Linked DNA regions of Homo sapiens: region 2 is linked to region 1. Evidence: chromatin contacts called from ENCODE Hi-C or POLR2A ChIA-PET data. All regions are on one chromosome and are shown on one strand. The core of a region is the stretch at or near the end of the contact, and the rest is flanking DNA. Distances in the headings are between cores, read along the strand shown. Region 1 overlaps CDYL (chromodomain Y like). Region 2 overlaps CDYL (chromodomain Y like).

Region 1 (5,024 bases), core at 1,664-4,163:
TTCTTTCATGAATATGTACTAAAATTTATCAGTGAAGCTATTGGGGACTAAGATTTTCTTTGTGATAAGTTTTTAGATTATGAATTCACAGCCTTTAATTAAACATAAGCTAGACTTAACATTTCTCCTTGGGTCAGTTTTTGTGAAAGTTGTATCTTTAAAGGAATTTACCTCATCTAAAATGTTGCGTTCATTAGCAGATACTTGCTTCTGCTCTTTATTATTATTACCTTTACTTTCAGTTTAATTTGCTTTTTCTGTTTTGGTTTCTTAAGGTGGAAGTTTAGGCCATTGCTGTATTGTCTTACATGAGCATATAGTGCTGTACATTTACTTGCAGCTCTGCTTCAGTCTATCAAAATTTGATATGCTTTCATTAGAATCCAGTTCAAAATATTTTCTGGGTTGATTTGTGATTTCTTCTTTGACCCCTGGGTTTAGAATTAGGTTAAATTGTGGATATTTGAGGTTTTTCTAAATGTTTTATTGTTGATTTTGAATTCCATTGTAGTCAAAGCACATTTCCTATAAGATTTCAGTTTTTTGGAATCTATTCAGAATTGTTTTATGGCCCAGTATATGGTCTGTCTTGGTGAATGTTCTGTGTGTATTTGAAAAGATTATATAATTCTCTGGTTGTTGATGGAGCTTTTCATAAATACCAGCTAAACTACAGTTGGTATGGTCACATAGGTCTCCCATTTTTTTTTTATTTTTTTATTTTTTAGGCAAGGTCTCACTCACCCAGGTTGGAGTGCAGTGGCGTGATCATGGCTCAGCATAGCTTCCACTTCTCAGGCTCAGATGATCCTCTCACCTCAGCCTCCCAAGTAGCTGGGACTATAGGTGTGTGCCACCACACCCAGCTAGTTTTTGTAGAGATGGGGTTTCATGATATGCCCAGGCTGATCTTGAACTCCTGAGCTAGGCGATCTGCCTGCCTTGCTCGGCTCCCAAAGTGCTGAGATTACAGAGCATGAGCCATTGCGCCCAGCCAAGATCTCTCATCTCTTTGTTTTATTGTTTTTTGGTCCAATTTTATCAATTACTGAGAAATATGTTAGAATTTCCAAATACGATTGTGCATTGGTTGTTTCTGTTTCTGTTTCACGTATTTTGAAGCTGTCATTAGATGGATGTATATTTATAATATTGTTATATTTTCCTTTTAAAATCACTATGAAACGTCTTTTTTGTTTCTAGTAATACTTTTCGAAGTCTACTTTGTTTTACATTAATGTATCCATTCTAGCTTTGGTATATCTTTTTCCAGTCTGTTACTTTTAGTTTGTTTCTGTCTTTATATTTAAAATTGTTCTTTAGAAACCAGAATATAGTCAGTTCTTGCCTTTTTAAAATAATCGGATAGTCCATGCTTTTTAATTGAAATTAATCCATTTACATTTAAAGTAATTATTAATATGGTTATATTAGGTCTATCATTTTTTGCTTTTCTTAGGGAAGGGATTTTATTTGCTTTTGTTCCTCCTCTTTTGCTGATTTTGTGTTAACCAAAATTTCTTATTAATTTTAATTCTTCTGTTGGTTTTCTAGCTATATGCATCTTAGCTTTTTCTTTAATATTGAATCACTTTGGATAAGACATATAATTTTTTCAATGATGTGTTTCCAGTTCCACTACTTATCCTTAGTATTATTGTCACAGTTGTTGCATTTATATACTTTGTAAACCCATCAGTAGTGTTGTATTTTTTGCTTTATGCTGTCATCTTTTATAGAAAACTAAGATATTACATATATCCACATAATTACCATTTCTGGCTGTCTTCATTTCTTCCTGTAGCTCTAAGTTGCCATCTAGTGTAGTTTCCATTTGGACTAGAGATCTTTCTTTAGCATTTCTTGTTATAGATCTACCAATGACAAATAGTTTATTTGAAAATGCCCTTATTTTACCTTCATTTTTAAAGGAAACTTCTTCTGAATACTAGAATTCTTGGTTGACTGGTTTTCTTCCTTTTCCTTCTTCAGTAATTTGAATATGTGGTCCCAGTGTCTTCAGACTTAAAAGTTTCTAAGGAGAAGTCTTTGTTCTTATCGTTATTGTTGCCGTTGTTTTCCTGTTTATGACGTCATTTTCTCTGGCTGCTTTCAAGATTTTGTTTATCCTTGGCTTTCTACCATTTGACTAAGGTGTGTCTAGAAGAAGTTTTGTTTGTGTTATTCTGTTTGAGGTTTATTGAGCTTTTGGGAGATATTTCAGTTGTTGTGTCTTCAGATGTCTTTTCCTCCTTTCCTCTCTCTAGAGTCCAATTAAGGTACTGCTTCCTGTTGTCACATTTTTGGGAATTCTACTTATTTTTCATTCATCTCTTTCTCTTTATGTTCTTCAGATTATTCTGTATTCAGGTTCATTGCAGATGGCAGAACCAAGCATCAATCCGTTGCTTAGCCAGTCTAATGCATTTATTTTAGTAAATGTTTTGTTCAGATCTAGGCTTTTAGTTTTTCTGGTTTCATTTTTCTCCCTTGAGATTGCCATATCTGTTCACTTATTGATACCATATTTTCCTTCAATTCTTTGGGCATGTTTTTCAGACGTTTTTGAAATATTTATGATAAATGTTTGAAGTCTGTTAAATCCAACATTTCGGCTCACTTGGAATCAGTTTCTGTTGACTATCATTTTACCTGCAGAGGGTCAAGATTTCCTATTTTTTTCTTGTCTAGTGGAAAGTTGGACATATGCTGTAGTGAGTCTGAACTCTTGTGTTCTTCTGAGGATTATTGTGTTTTTATTGTAGCAGACTGTTAATAAACTGCTTGGTCAAACTACACACTTTGTTTTTCCTGTGATATGCAGCCGCTTGTAGCTCTCCTCTGCTCTTAGGTCTTTGCACTGGTGGTGGTTTTAGTGTGGCACCCTGTGAGTCTCCCCTGTGTCTGCAAAATTTGAAAGTTGGCTAAGGATCTGAGTAGAGATGGACTTTTCTCTGTGGTTGTCTTTATTCTGGGGATTCCCCTAGTTTCTAGCACTCCACCAGCTTTGAGCTCTGTACTCTGACATTTCAAGCTTTATGCCGCCCTAGCTTGAGCATAGTTGGGAAAGAGCATCATATTCACAGATTTGGCTCCATGTTACTCTTTTTTAAAAATATTGCTTTCTGGTTTCTGACTGCTTTTTCACCGTGCTGCTTGTGGTTTCCTCAGCACATATGTAGTATGTAGTTCAGCTGTCAGCTAGGGATTTCAGCATCTTATGCTCTGAATTTGAGTGTCACCTCTATATTCTAGTGCTGTCAGAGTGCTTTAAATTTCTAGCTGCTTCCCCAATTCCAGATTTTGATATCTGGCACCTTTAGTTGGTGAGGAACTGGCTTTTGTTTGCCCCCATGTTTTGCAGCAATAGCTGTGGGAGTTGAGCAGTGCCTTGAGCCAAGATGCCACAAACTCACAATTCTTAACCCTTCTAGTTACAGTTTTTGAGATTTAACTCTCTTCCTGGCTTTTGCAAATACTACCTTTAGATCATTGAAAAAAAAATCACTAATTAGCTTGGCATGGTGGTACACACCTGTAATTCCAGCACTTTGAGAGGATGAGGCATGAGTCTCACCTGAGGCCAGGAGTTTGAGACAAGCCTGGGCAACATAGTGAGACCCCGTCTTTACTAAAAATAAAAAAAACTTAGCTGAGTGTGATGGCAGTGTGTGTAGTCCCAGCTACTTGGGAGGTTGAGGTGGAAGGATCACCTGATCCCAGGAGGTTGAGGCTGCAATGAGCTATGATTGCACCACTGTATTCCAGCCTGGGTGACAGAGTGAGACCCTACCTCAAAAAAACAAAAAACAGTTATTATAAATGTTATCTGTGAGTGTTTGTGTGACCTCTTCACCCTTCCTGCCATTACAGAAAGTTGATATTTTTAGTTTTGAAATACTAGGGTGAGTATAGCTTGTCTGTTTCATGAGCGTGTCTTTCTGTTGTGCTTTCATTGCTTTTAGGGTCATTATTCAGTTTATTTTGTTCTTTTTTTTTCCCTTGAGATAAGTTTGTATGAGAGTCAGCCACCATCCTTTTTCTGTTCTTCTTTTTATTTGAAATTAGGTTGTGTGCACTTGTGCAGGGAGGGTGGGCGGGAGAGGTTTTCAGAGGCCACAGGATTCTCTTTTCCGGCATCTCACTAAGTACTTGACAGTGTGGCCTGGTACCTTTTGAGCTCAAGGGCTGTCCTCCCATTCCTCTCCTTCCCCATCCATCTGGGCTAGACCTTCTCTTTCCATTGCGTCCCCCACCCCACACTATCCCTTTCCTGCTCCATTGCTGTTCTGTTCCCAGCAGTTTTTCTTAGTAGAAGGAGGCTTTGGCTGGCTAGTTTCAAGAGCCCTTCAGCCTTAGACTGCTGCAGTCCCTTCGGACCTGGCTGTGATCACTTGCATCCACCTATAGATGGAAGTGTGCAAAGACCCTTCTAGTTTTGGCTGCTATTCTCAGCTGGCTCCCTGAGTTTTCCTGTGAGGTGCCTGTTGACAGTGTCAGGGTTCTTCTGCTCCCATCCATCAGACACCCTGTTGCTATCCTCTGCTTCCTCTGCACAGATCCTCATCCACCTGGTCCTGCAGCTTTTGCCCATTTATCATCCCTTTCCAGTCACTTAGTTTTCTCTTGGCTATTATCTCAAGATTTGAGGGATTGGGCAATTTTTGCACCTCCTCTGCTGTCCCCATTCTCCTCCATCTGCCTTGAAGTGAAGCAGATTTTATCCTGCTCTGAAGCCTGGGGCATGGATGAGAATTCTTTCAGGATTCTCTCACCAACTTTCTCCAGTAACAGGATTGACAGACGATAGACAGGTGTGGGCTCTGTTCCCTGGTTGCCCTTTCACTTGAGAGTGTAGCCCCTGACCTTGCCTGTCTGCGTGGGCTCTAATCTGACCTTACAGCCCCGTCACTGTGGCTCTGTGTCCCTGTCCAGCATCAGCACGTGGCCTCGGGATATCTCCTGGCTTCAGACTTGGCTCACTTTCCTGATTTTTTTTTTTTTTTTTTTTAGTTTTCATCTTT
Region 2 (5,162 bases), core at 2,478-4,977, 100 kb after region 1:
TAGTCCCAGCTACTTAAGAGGCTGAGGTGGGAGGATTGCTTGAGCCCAGTAAATCAAGGCTACAGTGAGCTATGGTTGCACCACTACACTCCAGCCTATTCCACAGAGCAAGACCCTGTCTCAAAAAGAAAAAAAAACGAAAAGGCAGCAGTGCCCAGACCAGCGCCCAGAGGTAGCAGCTATTCCCTGGGGCCACAGCAGGAAACCTCCACTTGAAAAGAGAAGACATTTGAAGTCAAGTTACAGCAAACAGGCAATTAGAAGTGTGTTTGAGGGTTTGATCAAGAAAGATTTCAGTTTGAAACCCCACAAATGATTGACATGTCCTGTATAGTGGGTCCATGCTAGAGGCTTCCACATGTGTTATCTTGCTTATTCTTTTCAAGAGCAAACCCACTTACACAAGGAAAGGGTCCAGAAGCTAGAAATCAAACGAGAGGGGAGTAGTCCTTTGAGACATGTAGATGCACAGCCTCCCTCCTTTCTAAGCATTTAATAGGTATCCTCAGGCAGAATGATGTGATGCCCAGCAGCAGGTGGGTTCCTCAGTTCCTCAGAGTGAGCATAGTGGTCCGCAAACCTGCGTGTGCTTAAGGATTCTAGTGCAGAGTTTCAGGCATAGAGCCCGTAGAGAAGATGCTCTTGTCCAGCTGGAGCCAGTCTGCTTACTCCCAGGAATCTTTAAAAACATGCACACCATAATGATTTTATTTTAAAACTTAATAAATCTGCATTATTTTCCAATGATTGATGTCGAACCAAGGCCCTTTCCAAGGGAGTGCTTGCGTTTGCCACTTGGAAGAGCCAAGGACTTTTGAACATGGATTCATTGCTTGGAGCCCTCTCTTGTGTAAAGCATGCTCGTAATGTATCACTTACTGTTACCACTTTGGATTTCTTCAAAGTAGAGCAAAACTTAGGTGTACTTAGAAATCTGAGTACAGCCCTAGCCTTTTTGATTTTTCTCATTTTCTCACACCTGGTTTTGACAACAGTTTTTAGTCTAGAGCCTTTCCAAATCATTCAATGTAGTTTTCTTTGAAACATCAGCTCCCCTTTTGTAATCATCCCCTGTTGTATGTAAAAATGAATTAAATATAACAAGTTCAGCTAGCCAAAAAAGTGTAAGAGGAAGGAGAGCGTTCCCTCTATCCTCTTAGGTTTGTGGCTGGGGCCTGTGAATTACAGTGGTGAAAGACATATTAACAGGAGAAAAGGACATATACATTTAATTGGTGTTTTAAATTTTATGTTCCCAAGAGGTCTCCACACAAAAGAGGAAACCCCAAAGAAGTGGTTAGGTTTGAGGGCTCATATACCATTTTAACAAAGGATGATAAATTGCGGAGAAGTTCCTAGACAAAAGAAAGTGGGGTTTCTAGGCTTCTTGGGGGTGGTAAAATGTGGGGAGGTGGATATACGGGGAAACAAATGGAAGACAAAGGCTGTTTAGTAAGGTCTGTTGATGCCGTCTCGGCCCAGTTTCATCTCTCTGGTAATGAATTGTTTTCCTTTTCCTGGTACGGGAAAGTGGGAATACCTTTACAGACAGGAATTTAAGCCCTTTCAGGCAGCAATAGAGAGTTCTTTCTGCATCTGTTGCTTCTCAGTTGCCTTTAGCTAAAAATAATCCGTATTCAAAAGTGGCATATTTTAGAATTGCATATTCTGATTCCCGTCAGAAGTTTAGGGAACGAACCCTGCCAGCTCTTCAGCAGCCATATCCCGAGGGGAAGAGTCACGTGTGAGCTGTGTGGAGTCCCGTGACCATCTCACTCTGGATAGGGAACCAAGGTTTCTCAAGGAGTGTTTTCCTTCTTATTCTGAGAGTCCCTGCTGCAGACTTTGAGAGTTTTTTCCCTGCAAATGAAGTTTATTGATGTCACAGCTCCAGAAATGTTAACACACATCCTGTTGTAAACAGAATGTGTAAATGTCATACATTTTTGCACAAGTAATTTAGAAGTACTTTGAGCAAAATATGAGTTCACTGTTACCTCCCCCTCTGAATACCAAATTCCCCAGAGAGAACATCAGTAGTTTGATGTGTGTCATTTCTATCTTTTTCTATGAATTTATATTCTTTTATATGAGATCATACTACGTAATTTGTTCTTAGCATTTGCTCTTTTTATTTAACATCATGTCTTGGAGAACTCTCTATTTTAAGACTCAAATTATTTCTTTTTATGTTTTAAACTTTATATAAATATGATTTCAAACTTACAAGTTGCAAGACCAGTACAAGAAATACCCATATAGTATCCCTTACCCAGATTCACCAATTGTTTACATTTTGCCTCATTTACTTTCCCTCTCCTCTTTCTCCCCCATATATGTTTATACACACATACACATATGCATATACATTTTTTTCCTATTCGAGGATACATTTTACACTATTTGAGAGTTAGTCGGCAACTTGCTATTGTAAACGATAAAACACAAGGCCTGTAATTGATTTAAAATTTTAATAGATGTTGCCAAATTGCTCTCTAAAAAAGCTGAAAAGATTGTGAGTACATATTTACCTATTCTTAACCAACATTTTAATCTATTTTTCAGTGTCTGGCAGATGAGAAATTGCTATCTCATTGTTTTAATTTTAAAACAGGAAAACTGTTTTTGCAAGTTAATTGACTGTTTGCATTCATTCTTCTGTTAATTCCGTATACGTGTGTATATATATATATATATATATATATATATATATATATATATATATATATATCTTGCCTGTTTTTCTTTTGGGTGGTTTAACTTCCAAAATGTGAACATTTCGTGAATGTACCTGTCTTTGCCCAGGGACTACACTGATCTTCTCTGCATGTTTGAGCTGTGGCGTGCATGCTTGTAAAGAGAGTGCCTAAAAAGAGGTCCATGATTCAGGGTCCTCCCCACCCCACTCAGGGGTGAGGTAGGACTATCTAGGCCCTGCCTTAAGGGACTAGAAAACTTCCAATTAATGTGCATTAATTTTATGGTTCCTGCTCAGTTTTGAATATACCAAAGTATATTTCATTACTTTGGGCTTATATGAAGTACAATTTAAAAGAAATTTAGATTTCTTAGGTCAGATGACATAAAAGGAATATTTCTAACTATAGTTCTTGCTCCTTTTGAACTTTAACTGATACAAGGACAAAGGGGGGGAAATCACATTTTCAGATTAAATTTGCTCTTGTCGCTGCATGTGCTACTAGGAATTAAGCCCTGTTACAAATCCTCCTTGTCTCCTCTATTCCCGTTAGCATTGTTTTTGCTGCAGTCAGGTACTGGCCTTCTGGAATATTCCTCCAGTGGCATGCTGTACCTTAAGGTTGGGAGCAGCTATATATACACAGGGTACAGGCTCTCTAGCCTCTTCCGAGCATGCTATTCTGGTGCCTTTGTTCTGTCTTAAGTTCCTCCAACATTCATCTTCCTCTTTCAGAGAATCCTTGTTTTACAGAAGAGGCCGCTTGTGAAAGAGAGTGATTTGATCAAATCACTAGCAGAATTGGTGGGAAACTAGACTCTACGTTAGAACCTACTCCTGACTTCCATTTAGTTCTTTGTACTGTGTCACACTGATAAGTGAATTTTTTATAAGCGTAATTGATTTTATTAAGTACACAGTATTACTCAAGACTTTCGCTTCTGTGTCAAGTGAGTGAAACTGAACCCACAGTGGCTTAAACATACAAGCAAATGAAATGGCATCTGTTGGCTCATGAAACTGAAATCCAGGCACAGCTGGATCTGTGGCCTGAAGTTACCATCATTCTCATACCCCACCCCACCCCCAGCCTCCACTTTTTCAGTCAGGCCATCCTTCCCGCATGGAAGCAAGGTGCCCCCGCAGCTCTGGGCTGCCACCCTGACCTCTCAGCTGACCAGACAGAAAAGGGGCTTCTCTTCCTCCTACGTTTCAAGGGGTGAGGTCAACTTCATCTAAACTCTGTAACCTAGAAGGAAGGGGATGAGAGGATACCCCAGGGGAAAGCCAGGGCTAGTAACAATAGAAATGGCAATAGAGGCCGGGTGCAGTGGCTCACACCTGTAATCCCAACACTTTGGGAGGCCAAGGTGAGTGGATCAACTGAAGTCTGGAGTTCGAGACCGGCCTAACCAACATGGAAAAACCCTGTCTCTACTAAAAAAAAAAAAATACAAAATTAGCCGGGCGTGGTGGCGCATGCCTGTAAACCCAGCTACTCGGGAGGCCAAGGCAGGAGAATCGCTTGAACCCGGGAGGCAGAGGTTGCAGTGAGCCAAGATCGCACCATTGCACTCCAGTCTGGGCAACGAGTGAAGCTCCATCTCAAAAAAAAAAAAAAAAAGACAGTAGGTACTGAGCAAGCCTGGACAATCATACTTTGAATTAATGTCATGTTCCAGCGTTTGGGTGGCCCTCTGAAACAGTACACAGTCATCCTCCCAATGCAGCTGTGCCCAAGATGCTGCTCACCAGGAGACTGAGCTGTGCCCAGCTCTGTACTTCCTCTTTTTGAATAGGTGTTCTTCCTCCTTTTCTAGTCCTATCTTTGGGAGCTAGGCACTGCATTTATCTCCTTTTTAATTTGATATCTCACCTTTTACACATCAGTCACATTAATTACACAAATGGACTGTTTATGAGGATCCCCTTGGAGAAGGTGCCAGGGAGTCCAATTCTCCAAGGCTCTTTTGCCTTGGGTGCAGAAGGTTTAACTAACGTGGCTTGAGTACTTAGATTGGATGGATGGGAGCCGATTCCCTAGAACAGTCTGAAAAAATAAAATCGGATGTTTTTAAAATATCCAGGGAAAGATCCAGAGTAGATGGACAAATTCACTTAAACTTTAAATGGTAAAATGGAAGTGTTGTGCAGATATTTCAGTGGTCTTTAGAATCTCCTACATTGCCTAGTCCAATTGTTTACACACATTAGGGGCTTCATTAACATTTGCGTGTACATGAGTGAGTTGTTGGAGGAATTTTTATCCCTTCTGCTTCCGTTATTAGTGTTTGTCTTTTAAAAAGAAGAGTAAAAGGAATGGTTTGTTAGGGTAGTCGGGACAAATTACCAAGGCACCAAGAGGCACTCCTACACTCCTGCCGCCCTAAGCACTTAGGGGACGTCCTCCAAATCAGACGAGTCAGCAGGCCTGTGCTCCTGCGCCATGTCCCTGCTGTACGTG

The links. Hi-C counts contacts between places; a loop is a spot of excess contacts on that map. ChIA-PET counts read pairs that join two places held with the same protein, here RNA polymerase II (POLR2A). Pooled maps may share reads with other maps.
Region 2: a loop to region 1 is called in a pooled map, with 8 times the contacts of the local background. The contact joins two enhancer-like sites. A Hi-C loop is called at or near these places in 11 of 37 single-sample maps with no recorded cell type and 5 of 50 pooled maps. POLR2A ChIA-PET finds 5 or more read pairs at or near these places in 5 of 52 experiments (H1, PC-3, activated CD4-positive, alpha-beta T cell and 2 more).

What each region holds. Positions count from the first base shown.
Region 1 is chr6:4,798,743-4,803,766 of GRCh38, forward strand. The region is part of intron 1 of CDYL (chromodomain Y like); the gene reads left to right. Among named protein-coding and RNA genes, the nearest start is that of CDYL, 25 kb to the left of the region's middle. RefSeq lists an enhancer at 3,619-3,668. Within about 2 kb of position 2,914, at least 4 of the 41 ENCODE cell types and tissues checked have a DNase peak (open chromatin) inside an H3K27ac peak, as active enhancers do.
Region 2 is chr6:4,898,100-4,903,261 of GRCh38, forward strand. The region is part of intron 2 of CDYL (chromodomain Y like); the gene reads left to right. LOC105374897 (a long non-coding RNA gene) reads left to right here. Exons shown (of 2, transcript XR_926412.3): 1 at 1-5,162. Among named protein-coding and RNA genes, the nearest start is that of LYRM4-AS1, 100 kb to the right of the region's middle. RefSeq lists an enhancer at 5,031-5,162. Within about 2 kb of position 3,728, at least 2 of the 41 ENCODE cell types and tissues checked have a DNase peak (open chromatin) inside an H3K27ac peak, as active enhancers do.